Regions from separate parts of the Homo sapiens genome. Here region 2 is linked to region 1. The links are chromatin loops, found by intact Hi-C in ENCODE. Cell type or tissue: MCF 10A. All regions are shown on one strand. Links, peaks and the distances in the headings refer to the core of each region. The heading gives the core; the rest is flanking DNA.

The links. A loop is a pair of places that touch in the nucleus more often than their neighbours do. Peaks named below come from ENCODE experiments on the same cell type or tissue, not always from the same donor. Only the 100,000 strongest peaks of a DNase experiment are listed, where the experiment ranks them.
Region 2: it touches region 1 in a loop (20-fold over the local background); 4 of 110 quality-filtered maps call a loop at or near these places.

What each region holds. Positions count from the first base shown.
Region 1 is chr4:133,142,355-133,150,669 of GRCh38, forward strand. PCDH10 (protocadherin 10) reads left to right here and starts at 6,940. Exons shown (of 5, transcript NM_032961.3): 1 at 6,940-8,315. The coding sequence starts at 7,787. PCDH10-DT (PCDH10 divergent transcript) reads right to left here and starts at 6,762. Exons shown (of 9, transcript NR_125885.1): 1 at 6,675-6,762; 2 at 4,845-4,922; 3 at 3,250-3,391; 4 at 357-428. RefSeq lists an enhancer at 6,684-6,743 and a silencer at 6,854-6,993. In MCF 10A, for the core only: a CTCF peak has its summit at 4,488; a DNase peak (open chromatin) is centred at 4,497.
Region 2 is chr4:134,931,026-134,939,340 of GRCh38, forward strand. It overlaps LOC105377438 (a long non-coding RNA gene), which reads right to left. Exons shown (of 3, transcript NR_188430.1): 3 at 1,686-2,015. LOC105377437 (a long non-coding RNA gene) reads left to right here and starts at 3,237. Exons shown (of 4, transcript XR_939216.1): 1 at 3,237-3,630. In MCF 10A, for the core only: a CTCF peak has its summit at 4,456 (motif pointing left); no DNase peak of the experiment used is centred there.

The DNA.
Region 1 (8,315 bases), core at 69-8,068:
ATTTGATTATGTCTTTCAAAATTTAAAGGTATTTTTAAGTTCCTGTCCATTTTTCTTCTGGCATGAATAAATTTAATTTTTTAATTTTCAAAACTTTATAATTAAAACCATTTTTAAGCAACATTGAGGACGAAATTAGCATGAAGTGATACTTGAAATTCATTTAACAAAAACACATTTCCCTTTTTAAAGACTGCTTCAGAAATGTTTACAAAATAAACACCAATATTTGCACCGTGTAAACTGTGTACATTTCTTGATTTTCCTTTGCTTTCAGTCTCTGATGAATTAAGAGAACATGGCATACTTCTGGGATCATTGATCAGTGTTCTTTAGGAATGATGAGGCACAGGTACCTTTCTTTTGAACTTGTTTCATCAATTTTCTTGTTCCTTCCTTGAAATCTATGATTTCCACATTGGGCACTTCTGCATGAGAAAAAGATGACTGCTTATAATATTGCTTTCTTGTAAGAAAACATATTCAAGCTTTGTTTCACTGATAAAAATCCCTAAAGAAGAAAACCCTCAAACATATTTATGAATTCCTCCATCACTCAACTCAGTAAAGTACTAGCCAATTTGACTAGGATAAAATCAGCATTTCTGTCAGTCAAAAATCTGGATTAACTCCATTTCTAAGTTAATTTGAGATTTTTGTTTGTTTTACCTCCTAAGTAAATTCAATTCAGTTAGACTGAAGAAAGCCCATGGGGTAATAAAATGAGCCTGTATATGGGCAGCAAAAGATCTGGATTTGAATTCTGTAATAATGTAGTGAGTTACTTAAACTCTGAACATCCTTATAACATTAATTATAATGTTAGGATAATAAAACCTATATAGATGGAGAATACCAAATATAATTTACATAACAATTCTAGGTAAATATTAAGCTGTTTAAAAACCATTAGTAACTTTCACCTAAAAAGAATAGATGAAATTGCAATAAAATAGAGGATAAAGTACAGCATTTGCCAAGCCCGTTTAAATAAGATATCATGGAAATCATGTTTCTTATACAAAGAGTTATACTAAGCAGGCAGTGAAACTGAGAGAAATACTTTTTTTTTAAATTGAAGTATCTGTTTTACTGTTTGTTCTGATTTACTATTTTAATTCTAATGTAATTCTAATTATTAATGTAATTCTCAAGCTGTGTTTTATATTATTCTGATAATGTCTGTCCCCAATAATGTTTTAAAACTCTTCAGAATATAGCTCTATGACTTGCAACCCTAATCACGATTTGGGTTCTTATCTTATTATAAGAATAAGAATATAGCTCTATGACTTGCAACCCTAATCACAATTTGGGTTCTTATTCTTATTATACAGAATAATCTTATTCTGTATTTTAAAAATCAAGGGGTTTCCTTTTAAGAAAATAGTTTACACTTCCCAGGCAAACACTAAAACTATGCAGGTTTTGTATCACTATCAAATAAAAAGTAAAAACATTGGGTAAGGAAAAAAAAGAGCTCTTTCTAGACAACTTCTCTCTTACTCATATGAACTTGATCAGGACTTGCAATTAATTTTTGAAATTGTTCTGTATAGACCTCTATATTTGAAGCTTCATTTTCTGTCTCTGGGCCATGTCAGTAAAACCCACACATCTCCCTGTTAAGCAAAGCAGCTGGCTTTTTAAATGTGATGTCTTTTAGTTCTTATTTACAATCCTAATCACATCATTGATTTCAGTAATCTTTCAGTAAAAGTAGTTATTAATGCTGTCAAAAGCAGAAACGGGGATTCAATGTTGTTTTCTCTTTTTTTAAATAAACCTGGATAATTAAGATTAAGCCTAATAATGTGACTTTAGAGGCCTCTGGGTGATTAAGCAGTTTCCTGTGGTTGAGGATGCAACACAGCACAGACACCACCCTCGCTTAAAATTCTACATACCTCCCAAAAAATAACCACTTATACAAACCACAAACGGTTAAATAAAAATGCTAGGAGTAGTCAATCATCATAACACAAAGGAAACTAGATTTTTGTATTTTTCAGACTCAAAACACAAACAGCACATAAAATTTTATTTGACTGATTTTTTTTTCTGTAATTTAAGACAACCCATAGTGTGTATTTTGTCTACTAAGGCTACAAAACTAAGGTGCCATGACCTTTTTACTAGCCCAGGTATGTTTCTAATGCTCTAAAGAATAAAACAATGATCTGAAAAAGAGAGGATAAAACAAATATGAAGAGGTTAAGAGACATTTTGGAGAAATAAGATATTTTAATATCCAAAGCAACGGAAGAAAAGGGTAAGATGAGGTAATACATTTTAATTTTTAGAAAAAGAAGTCATAAGGCAATAAAGACTGTCATTTTGATTGAAATCCATTTATCTGCATTCTGAAAGATAGTATGGAACAAACAAAAGTTTTCAAAGGACTATTTACTACCAAAAGACACAATACGTGAAGAATCTGACAAGAATGCATGTTCAATGTCTGTCATCAACCCACCTCCCCAAAACCAAAAGAAAATATATGCACACACACACATATATATATGCATATGTATACACACACACACACACACACACACACACTTTGGAATCAGTATCACAAACCAGTGCCCAATTTAAAAACATTCCTGGACCTCTTATTGATCAATTTCTCTTACAGAAAGGAGCAGAGTATAGTATCTGAACTGAAACAGTATTATTAGAAAATGATATTGTGAGCATTAGGATGTATAATTCATGTTGCTTTCATTTGCTCAGACCATTGTAAAAATCCATAAATCATTTTTTGTTCATGTATTGCTTAAGTGCAATTTGTCATTTTGCATTAGAGGGCTGCTTCAGCTCATTCAGTGCTTTTAATTCACTGTTTAGAGTTTAACAAAATGTTGTCCCTGCTTGATAACTGAAAAGGCACTGAAATGTGAAGCCACCCCAATATTAACTAGGTTAAACAAAATGGAGAAGCACATTTCTACTTTCAATATCAAGATAATGGTGCTTGATGGGATATCTAGTATTTTCAATCCCAAGAACAAGGATTGGTTTGTTCTCTGATGGGCTTGAAGGATTAAAACACAGTAACTAAAGAGTTACCTGAATACTTAAAATTGCATATGCTATAAATCTTTCCCAGAAATTCCAGTCAGCATTCACTTTTTACTATAGATGAACAAAAACTAACACAATGTTTGTGGCATTGGTTCCAAAGCCTTGTCTTCCCACCTCTTAAGTTAGATTACACTACCACAAATAAACCTATTTCATGCTTACCCATAAAAGATGCAATGCACTTTGGGTCTTTTGTATTTGTTCTCTGAGCTGTGCTTGCTGAGAATGACAAGTGCCAGGAACAACCATCTAGGTCAATCCTGGTGGAGCCTGGTTATTGATAAAGTAATTTTTCCTTCCAATTCTAAAAAAAAAAAAAAAAAAAACTTCCCTCAAAGCTCTGGGCACATAGCAATAATAAGAGGATTTAGAAACAAATTGCTTTCAAGTCATGTTAAATCACTGCAAACACTCATTTATCCAAAGGCTGGTTAACAAACTTGTTTCTGCCCCACCCTTTGCAGCAAAGGGCAGAGAAGAAAGCAATCCCTTAACCCAGTTTCAAAGTTTGTAAAACACACTTGTGGGATCCTTAGCGCCCCCCTGTTTCTGCTGCACTTAAAGCCCAATGAAATAAAAAATGTGCACTATCACTCTAATATATAAACCAGGACTTTTATGAAAACTGATTTTGATAACCTCCCTCCAAATAATAAAACTATTCCTCTGTTTCTTAGGGTGCAGTTTGTCCTGGCTCAAACAGTTTGCGCTCCTAGGGGGTGGACGGGGGAGGGTGAAGAAGGGATTACGTACAAAATATTTCCTTCTCCTTTTCCGCTCCAGTAACGGGGGGATTGAGGAACACAGAATATACATGATGCTCTACACTTCAAAGAGGTAGTCAGCCTCATTACTGAGGCTGCCGTATATACAAACCTCATCTCACTAAATTCTGGGGTCCACGGGAGTAAGAATGAAAAAGAAAAACGAAAGGCAGGGATCTGTTTGATTGACACAGCAAGGGAAAAAGTAAACCTGTTACATTTTAGAGGCATTTTAAAAGGCAAATTTAAAGTGTTGTTTTGTTTTGTGGGTGACGGGGCATGGTTGTTTTAAAGGCTCTAGGGTAAAGGGGCATAGAAGGCTATTAATGCCACTATCTGATCTTGGCTCCAAACAAAATGCTCTTGGAATTGCCCTTGGCTGGAGCTATCTAGCGGGAGGCGGAGGACCAGGCTCTGTTCTGTTCGGCCGGGAAGAAGACCCTACCGTCACTCCGCCGGTCCCTGGCTGGCGCCACAAAGACTAGAAGTCGGAGAGGCGAGACCTCTAGGGGGCCTGGGCTCAGCGACGCTGGTGCGGACACAGACCCCTATGACCCAAGAAATCTTGTAGAGCCCCCAAAAGGCGAGCTCTCCAAAGCAAAATTCTCTGGCCTGCCCTATGCTGATTTCGCCGCTAGGAGACGCCTGTAACCCACGTTTGCGGAGAGAGTTCCATTCAAACACATCTGCTACCAAAAATAAAAATAAAAAATAAAAAAAAATAAAAGCAGCTCAAGTGTTACAGTGGATGTAGTGATTATTTACAGGCAAATCTGGCCATCTCATCTCCACCTCTGGAAGCTCTCTGGCTTTCAGCATATGCCCCAAGTCAGCTCAAACTTCATCTACATTTCAGGGGTAGAAACCCTCTTCCCCAGTTTCTGGATCTGCATTGTCATTCAGCTGCATGTCTCCCACATGCAAACACGCGCGCACTCGCGCGCACACACACAAGTGTTTCCATACGTACAAATGAACGCATTAGAAAATTACCGTCATTTTTTAAAAGGCTCCAGGATTCTGACGAGTCAGCTTGAAGAGCTCAAAACATTTCATTTCAATTCTGCAGATCTGAAGAAAAAGAAAGGGGGGAGGGGTGGAAGTACAGATGCAATACCGTATTAATATTCAGATACACTATAATCTCCTTTTCATTGATCCACAGGTCCCTTTATACACTGCCGCTCCATTCTCAGCCGCAGACGTGATGCTAAAATCATTTTAACTGCAGCGGTTTTCGCTTGGCTTTGGCCAGTCTTCAATTTACTGCAGCTGGAAAAGGATTAGCCATTTTTGCTGGAATCCTTTCCTTCTAAGCGCTCAAAGGCAGGACCCATCTTCATGAAAGAGCCAAGTGCGGGGGCCGGGGGGACCCGGCGTTGCGGGGAGTTGGGGCGCGGAAATCAGGGCAGTAGACGTGCATTCGCGGGACTCTCAGAAGCACGTCTCAGGCTACTATCACGCCCATGGACACTAGCCCTCCTTAACTCCTTGCCAGGAGGAAATGGCAACGTATCTCCAGGTCGGAAAACGACTCTACTTTTCCCGCAGGTTGTGGTGGTGTATTCTTGGGTCATTCATTACCAGAAAGCAGCAAAGGACCTTCCTATCTCTTTGCATAAAAAGGAGATTGAATAGGGGCTTCTTTCGTGAATAAACAACCAATTCCTTGCTAGTGGCCCATTAATTAAAAATATATATTTATAGATCTTTCCTTAGAGAACTGGCATTCTATCCACTCTCCAGCATTAAAGAGTTCGCGCTGTGTTTTAACTTCACAAGAACTAGCTATGTGGATGTGCCGCGTTGCCCCTGCGCCTCCGGAAGGGGCACTCACAGCTGGTCAAGCGCGTCCTTCGGAACTCGGGGAGGCTCCGTTGGGGCTTACACAGAGCTAAGCCCTGGGCCAGGGAGGATGGATGCAAGTACCGTGCATGTGCAAACGTGTTCGCAGATACCCGCAGCGGTGCACACTCGGGCCCCTCGTGTGCACGGGCCCTGCCCACCACCCCGCCCGCGTTCGCCGCCGCCCCACTGTCCTCATCCCGCGGGCTGACCCCAGGATTGGCAGAAATCAGTGGTCTAATCTAGCATGGTGGGTAAAGGGATCGATCTCCAATTGCCAAAAAAAAAATAGAAAATAGCCGGTGTTCCCAGCCGCTGCGTGGCACTTGGCCGCACAAGGCGCAGGGATATCAGAGGCGCTTTGCAGCGCTTGGCGGTGCTGTGTGCCGGATGCCCCAGAGCCCGGCGTTAGGATGGCGGGCTTGTAGGAAGCGGCTCAAATCAACTCCTCAGTCACTGATGAACGCGCTCACGGCTCGAAGCTAGGTCCTCGAGTGAGTTAATCTACTTGGTAAGTATTTTGTGAATATGTATTTTGGGAGGAAAGAAGCACGTCGAACGCGTCTGCCCGTCTGTAAGCGCTGTCATCCCCACATCCTTTAGCGTGAATTCCTCCGCTTTTTAGGAGTCACCTCCACCCCCTACTCCGTATGCTTCGCGCCTTTCCTCACGGCCCCGTCAGACCCCCTCACCTTTAGATTGACACATGCCATATAATACTCACTTTTAAAATGCCCTGCCAGTCTCTGCTAGGGTCCCTTAATTAGGTAACCCTTGCCAATTAGTGGGCCCTGCGCTACTTTTTCCCTTCTCGATGATTTATTTCCATGATGCGTATTAGGGAAAATACCTTAAAGGAAAAAGAATGTTAGCATCATTGGAAATCCCGCTCCTAGGAGAGGATATCGCAGCTGTTGCTATTATGTTTTCGCATTTGCTGATGCAAACAGGGGAACCTCTCTATTCCCTCCCCATTACCTGCGGCTGGGGACTGGGAACTTTCCGCGGCATTGTCCCCAGCCAGCGCCTCGGGACCTGCGGGGCTGTTCTCGCTCTCACACTCACACTCACCCCGGCCGCTCGGGCGAGAGTTCTGTCCCGCCCCGCCCGGCTGCCGCGTGACGTGTCTGTTTGGCGGCCAGTTTGGCCAATCATCGGCAGCTCGGTGGGTGGTGCTCCTGGGCGATTGGTTGGCAGAATGAGGGCGCTGCGCAAAAACGGAGAAGCCGAGCGCTCGGAGCTCAGAAACTGCCAGCCCAGACCACAGGCTCAGAGGCTGAAGCAGGAGGAAGGAAGGACTGGAAGGAAAAAGAGACAGGTTAGAGGGAAAGAGGCTTGGGAAGAAAACAGCAGAAAAGAAACTGCTCATTACACTTACAGAGAGGCAAGTAACGGTGGAGATGAGGACAGAGGGAACCAAGACTCTGAAAGACAAAAAATACAAATAGAGCGAAAGAGGAAAAAAATGTCAAGAAGAACATCCATCCGGAGAAATGAAGAGAATGAAAGTTTTAAGCTGCAGAGCCGTTCTGTGCTTTTCCGGCACAAAATTATATCGCTGATTTTAAGCCCTTTTGCATTTGCCAGCCGTTGACATTAAGAGGCATGTTTAACGGTGCCAACAGCATCTCCTTTTCCTTCTCCTCTTCCTCTTCTTCTTCTTCCTCCTCCTCCTCCTCTTTTTCCTCCTCCTCGTTCTCCTCCCATCAGCAAGAAGACAAACCGAGGACAGTCTTGAAATATCGAAATTTCCTCTTTGGGATTTGCCAGCGCCAAGACTGTCGGAATAAAGGACGCTGACTATTGTATTATTGTTATTTTATTAATTAGTCAGTGGAAAGATTACAGATGAGGAAAGGGGACGCCTGTCACCCTTCCTGTGCTAAGATTTAAAAAAAAATGAGGCTGGATTGCGGGAAGCTCTAAAATGAAGCAAAAGGAGTAAGATTTTTAAAGACAGAAAGCCACAGGAGCCCCCACGTAGCGCACTTTTATTTGTATTTTTTCAGATTTTTTTTTGTTTCGTGGTGGTGGGGGAGGTGATTGGGTGGCTGACTGGCTGCGGGAAGCTACTTCCTTTCCTTTTGGAGATGATTGTGCTATTATTGTTTGCCTTGCTCTGGATGGTGGAAGGAGTCTTTTCCCAGCTTCACTACACGGTACAGGAGGAGCAGGAACATGGCACTTTCGTGGGGAATATCGCTGAAGATCTGGGTCTGGACATTACAAAACTTTCGGCTCGCGGGTTTCAGACGGTGCCCAACTCAAGGACCCCTTACTTAGACCTCAACCTGGAGACAGGGGTGCTGTACGTGAACGAGAAAATAGACCGCGAACAAATCTGCAAACAGAGCCCCTCCTGTGTCCTGCACCTGGAGGTCTTTCTGGAGAACCCCCTGGAGCTGTTCCAGGTGGAGATCGAGGTGCTGGACATTAATGACAACCCCCCCTCTTTCCCGGAGCCAGACCTGACGGTGGAAATCTCTGAGAGCGCCACGCCAGGCACTCGCTTCCCCTTGGAGAGCGCATTCGACCCAGACGTGGGCACCAACTCCTTGCGCGACTACGAGATCACCCCCAACAGCTACTTCTCCCTGGACGTGCAGACCCAGGGGGATG
Region 2 (8,315 bases), core at 109-8,108, 1.8 Mb after region 1:
CCAGCAGTTTCTACTTCCTTCCTCTTCAGGAGATGCAGCCATCATAGTACAATACTACATACTACATACTACAGCCATCACATGGTCAGAGTTCATAAGTAACGAGGCATCTCACAGAGAGAGAAAGGCCAGGTACAAAGCCCTCGAGACCCAGCTATGAGCGTGAAGCCTTCTTGGACCCTCCAGCTCAGCCTATTCTGCCTGCTGAATTCAACCAAGTGGGTGACTTCAGCCAATACCAAGTAGAGCAGAACAGCTATGAGGTGAACTTATTTGAAAAGGAATAAATTATTCTTAGGTCAATAAATTTGGGGATTGTTTTTAATGAAGCCATATATAAATGAAATCGTTTTTGACTTTGGCTGAACATTTGAATCAACTAGATGGTAACAATTTTAAATGATCTGGAACCAAGCCAAGAAAATTGACATTTTTAAGGGTAGAGTCTTAGCATCCCTATTTTTAAAGGCTCCCAAAGTGACTGCAACACACAGGCAGTGTTGAGAACTATGTAGTTAGTGTTGCTTGTGCCCAGTTCTGCTTCTAAATAACTTCTCCTGTAACATTTAAAAATTCCCCACAGTTTAGCCTTATGTCATCTAGCTCTGTTGCTTTCAATTCTTTAGTCTGAAACGTTTTATTCTTCAAGAACACTCAGTCCTAAGCATTCTGAAAATAATATATCTGTTTGATGTGAAGTGTAATTAATGGATCATAACTTTAATGATTTGGTTTTCTATGTGTTTGTCTGCTTGCCTGTTTTTAACAGTCTGTTTTGTGTATCTGCATATATCTCAGTAGGAAGAGAGTCAATAAATGAATAATCAACTCATTTCTGACATATGACTCATCGAACATATATCTAAATCTTCAGAGATCATTTTTTTTAACAACTTTTTCAGGTGTTTTAAATCTTACATTGCTAATGTGGGAAGTTGTCAGTAAATGATTCAGTGTTTCTATAAGCAGATAATTTCAGTATTTCAAATTTCTTTATATGCCTAAGAGAGACAGGTATCTTTTCCAGATGTTAAGTAGAGACATAAATGCGAACTTAGATTCAATTAGCAAGTTCATAAAATAGCTTATATATTTAATAGATACAATTAACTGATATTTTGGCTTTTTATCAAAATAAATCTTCTTTCAAAGATTAACACATTTTTATTGAGGAGTAATTCTATTGGGTTTATAAAAATCTTGAGAGTGAAAATGAGTCTTGCCAGTTCTAATTTATAATTCATTACTGAAGTGCTTGCATTAAAATACATTGGAGATGGACAAAAACAATCATTTGAATCTAGGTTCCACCAATTACTGACTGTGTGAACTTGATGAAACCACTTAGACCCTCTCAGTTCAGTTCCTCATTTATAGTAATAATAGTATCTATATCCCAAAGCTATTTTGAGGCTTAAAATAAGATAATGTTTCACTTGCAATTCTTATAGGAAAATTAACATTAAGTAAATATTATCAATCTTAATTATGTCTCAGTATCATAATAATGAGCTTGTTGAAACACAGCTAAGAAACACCCCCTACACATCATACCTCTCATCCTTCACTCCATGGAGAAATAAAAGAGGCAGGAGATATTTGAGAAGAAATTCATGAATGGCAACGTAGATTAACTGCCCACCCCTTAAAACAAACATGGATGGCAAAAAATAACATTTGAAAATATGCAAAAAATGAATGAACATTTATTGAATGCCTACTATATGCTATGTACTTTGCTAAGAGTCAACCAAAAAGTTAACAACACACTTCAGGAAGAAAGATTATTGTCAAGTCTTATCAATTATAGATACAATTGTCTCAGAATGTTCTTGGGGTAACCAAAATCTTGCTGAATAGTGTTTAGCTAGCAGAGTGATTTTAATTAGAATCACCTGATTAATACTAGCTTAGTATCCAGGAAGCTAATTTCATTTCTATTTATGCATAGAACCATGTGTAGGATCCAAGACTCCCGAGTTCCAGAGAGGTGCGCTTTCCATTACAACTTGCAGCTGTAGAAATAAAAGAGAACAGTAAATGCTACTTGAATTTCATGATTTCAGATATCCAGTAAAGATGAATTCACTTGCTGCACCTGCTTGTTGTTTTATCATTCCATTTCCTATCTCCCATGTGAAATTGCCCACAGACACAACATCTATTTAAAATGATTGGATCTTGAAAAAATGTAAATTGATATTTTATACCCCATAAGTTCTTCTGCAATGGTAATATCTGTGCTATATGCACATTGAAAATTAAATCATTTTTAAGCTAGCATAGGGCCTGTCTAATAAAAATCCTTCTGAAACCCCACTGTCTTCTCAGTAGCAGCTTTTCACAGTGAAGCATTTAAGCTTTTAAAAAGCACAGAACAAATGTGATTGATTATCAGTTCACTTGCCAGATTCTGCATTGAAATTAAAGAAAGTAAAAGCTCTTCTATGAAAGTGATATAACCACCTGCAATATTAAACCAATAAAACATGTGTTCAGCTATTTATGAAGTGTCTTGACCCAGATATATAAAGTAGCCTTCTAGTATGTAGGAGACTTATATAGTAACTGATCAATCCTTTCTAACTGTGGCAAAACAGTAAAAAGCATACCAAATTGACTAAAAGGCCAAAACACTCTGAAAGAATTCCATCATTGAAACAAATATGAAGTTAGCCACACTTGTGATAAGCAGGACAAATGAAAAAATGCAGCCTATTAGTATGGATGTAGGAGATATTCTAAGAATTATTAATTCATTAAAAAAGATTCCCGGTGCCTGACACATAACAAAACTAGATTTGATTGAGCATTCACTTGTTTTTCTGCTTATCTAAATATTAGACAACGCCCTGATGATTTTCAAGAAGCTGATACAATTCTTTGCAAATAGCTCTGTTATCTATAAATAGCCCATTTCTACTTAGCCTCCATATCATCTATTTTAAATAGCTACAGATAATATTTGTGCATGCTTTGTTGTTTAAGAAGTATAAACACAACCAATAAATGCTGAATTATCTAATAAATAGTAACTTTGGGATTCAATTTAGAGAGAAGCCAATCTGAAACTTGGATGGATCTATTCAATAAATCTGTTCTTTTTGGAAGGGAAGATCTTAGCAACAGAGAATACAAGGTAGGCTAGAGCAGCATGCAATCAACATCAAAGGTTACTAGGTTCCAGGTTCCTAGGCTACCAGGAATTTTCCAGAATGATGATAAAGTATTGAAAGCGTCTTGTAGCTGTGGGTTACGTAAACCTATATGAATGGGTGACAACGAAAGGACAAGGCTTCATTAAGTAGGAGGACCACGTTTTAAAAAGGCAACAACTTTGCCCCAGACAAATAGAATGATTGACTATGGGACAAGATGGACAAACTAAAATGGGAGAGAAATCAATAATGGATTACTAAAACATGGGTGTAACTCAGAGAATCGGTTATAAGAAACAAAGATATTTCTTATTTTACGGGAATCACCGAACAATGTTAAATCAGTGACAAAAACAAGAGACAAACAAACCCATTCATTTACTTCACCCTGGGGCTGCTTTAGATTTAGGCCTTTGATGTGGTTTACGCAGCCTCACACGTATAGTATACGGAGACAGTGGCAGGCATGAAGGTAAGCTTCTGGCAGGGAAGAATGGCATTTATTCCATGTATAGCAGAATTCTTCACCTTTGGGTGTGTATATGGGTGTGTGAATGAAAATTTTCTGTTTGTATTGCTTCATGCAACCACTATTTATTGATGATTTAAACATCCTCAATCAGGGCAAGATTTTAATGTACGTATATTTAATTTTTGAAATAAAAGTTCCATCAACAACGTGATATTAAAGCCAAGCCACTACCATAATGAGTAAATATAAAACTGAAGATAGCAGCAAGATAGAGCCGCAGATATAAATAAAAATCAGTAAGCCTAATATTCTGGGAATATTCATCAATTATTGTTTAAAGCAAGTCCAACACAAAAGTTCAAAATGTTTTAAGTCATGACTACATGATCATAAAATAAAGAGGACATCACCAAGGTGGCCAACTTATTTGACAACCAATTCTGGTAACGATAATAAAATATTTCTATGATGTATAATCACACCGTAAATATCGATAATTCTACCCAAACTTTGTAGCAAAGAAATACATTTTTGTCTTCTACCTCAAAACTTTGTATAATAGAAATGTAGACACTATGTTAAATACTATGAACTATATTGTTCATATTTTCAGAGCAAGAAATGAATGTTTACTTGAAGTTGTTTTTCTTCAAAAATTACTTATTCATATATGGAATAAATAGCCCAGAATAAATACAAAATATTGAGTCTTCTGATTGTCACAGTTTCAGTCATAGGTTCTGGATTTTTCATCGAATGTGCATGTATTCACAGGATTGATAATCCAATAAATTGCGCCCTACTCTCAGTCTGATGATGGATGAGGCAGTGGCAGTGTTGCTCTATACATGAGCACCCCCTTCTGGCCCAACCTGGATACCCATTTCTATTGTAACAACAATTTATTTGGAATATCCCTTACTATATCTTAGATAAATGCTATCCTATGCAAATATGTAAATAGTGATATCACCTCAAGAACTTAGCTCAAGGTGCCCTGTGAATATTTGTTTCATTTTAAAAGCAAACAGAATGAACAATTAGATTAATTTATATTACTTTCCCATTGCTACTGCAAGAAATCACAACACTTTTAGTGGCCTAAAAGAATGCAAATTCATTATTTTACAGTTCAGCAGGTCGGTTGTCTGACATGTGTCATTCTGGGATAGAATCAAGGTCTCAGAAGGGTTTTTACTTCTTTCTGGTAGCTCTTAGGGAGAATGTTTCTCTGCCTTTTTAGCTTCTGGAGAATGTCCACATTCCTTAGGTCATGGACTATTTCCTCCATGTTTAAAACCACCAAATTTGCATTTCTCTGTATTTTTCTCTCATATGTCTCCTTCTTATTCTCTCCTCCACATACTACTACCATTTTAAGGACCCTTGTGATTACATTGCTTCTATTCTGATAATTCAGGTTAATGCCTTTTTTTAAAAACAATCAGGTGACTAGCAACTTAAGCTCATCATGCCAGGACCTGAACATATTCACAGGGTCTGGGGATTAAGACCTGGGCATTGCTATGGTGTGAATGTGTGTCTCCCCCTACCCCCGAGCCCTGCATTCATATGTTAAAATCCTAACTCCCATGGTGATAGTTTTAGGACATGAAGGCTTTGGGGCGCGGGGGTGATTAGGTCATAGAAAGGGAGCCCACATGAATGGAATAAGTGCACTTATGAAACAGGCCCAAGATAAGCCCCTCATCTAAATAAACTCAAAATAAAGACTCAAATAAAATCAGAAATTAAAAGGGTGACACTCCAACTGATACCACAGAAATACAAAGGATTACAAGAAACTATTATGAATAAATATATGCCAACAAATTGGATAACCTAGAAGAAATGGATAAATTTTTTGACGTATATAATCTACCAACATTGAATTATGCAGAAATAGAAAATCTGAACAGACCAATAATGAATAAGGAGATTATAATTAGTAATAAAAAGTCTCTCATCAGAGAAATTCTCAGGACATGATAACTTCACTTTTGAATTCTACCAGACATTTAAAGAAGAACTAATACTAATTCTTCTCAAACTTTTCCAAAAAATTAGAGAGGAGGGAATATTTCCACATTTATTTTACAAGGCCAGTATTATCCTGACACCAAACTCAGACATGGACACTACAAAAGAAGAAAACTATAGGCCAATATCCCTGGTGAACTTAAGTGCAAAAATCTTCAACAAAATATTTTCCGACCAAATATTATGGAATATTTAAAAGATCATTTACCATGATAAGGTGGGATTCATTCCAAGGATGCAAGGATGACTCCATACGCAAGTCAACTAATCTCATACATCACATTAACATAATAAAGAAGAAACACCATATGATTATTTCAATAGGTGTAGAAACAGCATTATACAAAATGTCACATCCTTTCATAATTAAAAAAACCTCTTAGCAAATTAATTACAGAAGAGATGCATCTCAATATAATAAGGACTGTATATGACAAACCCACAGCTAACACCATACTCAATGGAGAAAAATTGAAAGCTTTCCATCTAAGATTGAGAACAAGACAACAATGGCCAAGCTAGCCACTTCTATTTAACCCAGTACTGGAAGTTCTAGCTATAGCAATTAGGCAAGAGGAAGAAAGAAAAGACATCCAAATTGCGAAAAAAAGGTAAACTGTCCCTGTTTGTAGATAACAAAATCTTAGATATAAAAATCCTAAAGACTCCACCAAAAAACTGTTAAAACTAATAAATGAAATCAGTAAACTTACAGAATACAAAATCAATACAAAAAATCAGTAGCATTTCATACACTAATGGTGAGCAATATGAAAAAGCAATCAAGAAAACAGTTTCATTTACTATGGCTAAAAAAAGATATAATAATTAGAAATAAATTTAAACGAGGAGGTGAAAAATCTCTACACTGAAAACTATAGAACAGTGGTTAAAGAAACTAAACAAGACACAAATAAATGTAAAGATATCCCATATATATGGTTTGGAAGAATTAAACTTGTTAAAATGTCCATACCACCTAAAGTGATACACAGGTTCAATGCTATCCCTGTCAAAATATTACTGTCATTCTTTACAGAAATAGAAAAAATAATCCTAAAATTTGTTTAGAACCACAAAAGTCTCTGAATAGCTAAAGCAATGTTGAACAAGGAGAACAAAGCTGAAGGCGTTGCATTACCTGACTTCAAAATATACTACAATATAGCAAACAAAAAAGTGTAATACTAGCATAAAACAAGACACATAGACCAATGAAACAGAATAGAGAGCCCAGAAAATCCACACCTTAATAGCCATCTGATTTTTTATCAAAGTGCTAAGCACACACAATGGGGACAGGACAGTCTTTTCAACAAATGGTGGTGGGAAACGGGATGCCTGCATGCAGAAGAGTGAAATTAGGCCCTTATTTCACGAAAAAATACAAAAATTAACTCAAAATGCATTGAAGACTTAAATGTAAGACTCGAAACTATGAAATTACTAGAATAAAACACAGAGGAAAAGCTTCATGAAATTGGTCTTGACAACTTTTTTTTGGATATAACTTCAAATTGCAGGCAACAAAAACAACTATAGACAAATGGGATTACATCAAACTAAAAATGTTCTGCACAGCAACAGAAAATATCAAGAGTGAGGAAACACTCTTGAGGTTTGAAAACATTTTCTTGAGGAAGAAAATATTTGCGAGCTATGCATCTGATAATGGGATAATACCTAAAATTTATAAAGAATTCAAACTATTCAATGGCAAGAATACAAATAACCCAACTAAAAAATGGGCAGAGGACTTAAATAGACATCTCTCCAAAGAAAATATACAAATGAACAACAGATATATGAAAAAAAATCCTTAACATCACTAATTATTAGGGAAATGCAAATTATACTGTGATGACATATTACCTCACTTCTGTGAGGATGGCTATTACAACAAAGACAAAAGATTACAATGATAGCGTGGATGTAAAGTAAAGGAAATGCTTGCACACTGTTGGTGGAAATGTAAATTAGTATACTCATTATGGAAAACAGTTACGGAGGTTCCTCTAAACTTAAAAATAGAATTACCATGTAACCCAGCAATCCCATTACTCAGTGTATACCTAAAGGAAAGCAAGTCAGTATGTCAAAAGCATATCTGCCCCCATATGTTGATTGAAGCATTATTCACAATAGCCAAGATACAGAATCAACCTGTGTCCATCAATGAATGAATGAATTAATTAAAAAATATGACATAGACATATCTTGTTTCATTGCACTTTACTTAATTATGCTTTACAGATTTTAGATTTTTAAGAAGGTTTGCGGTAACATTGCATCAAGCTAGTGTATTAGTGCTACATTTCCAATAGTATAGTATCACTTCGTGTCTCTCTGTCACACTTCGGTAATTCTCACAATATTTCAAACTTTTTTCACGATTTTATATCTGTTATGGTAATCTTGGATCACTGATGCTTTATGTCACTGTAATAATTGTTTGGGGGCACCACAAACCTCAAACACCCATGTAAGACAGTGAACTTAATTGATAAATATTGTCTGTATTTGATAGCTTCACTGACCAGCCATTTCCCCTTCTCTCTTCCTCTCCTTAGGCCTCCCTCTTCCCTGAGACACAACAATATTGACACTAGGCCAATTAATAACCTTACAATGGCCTCTAAGTTTTC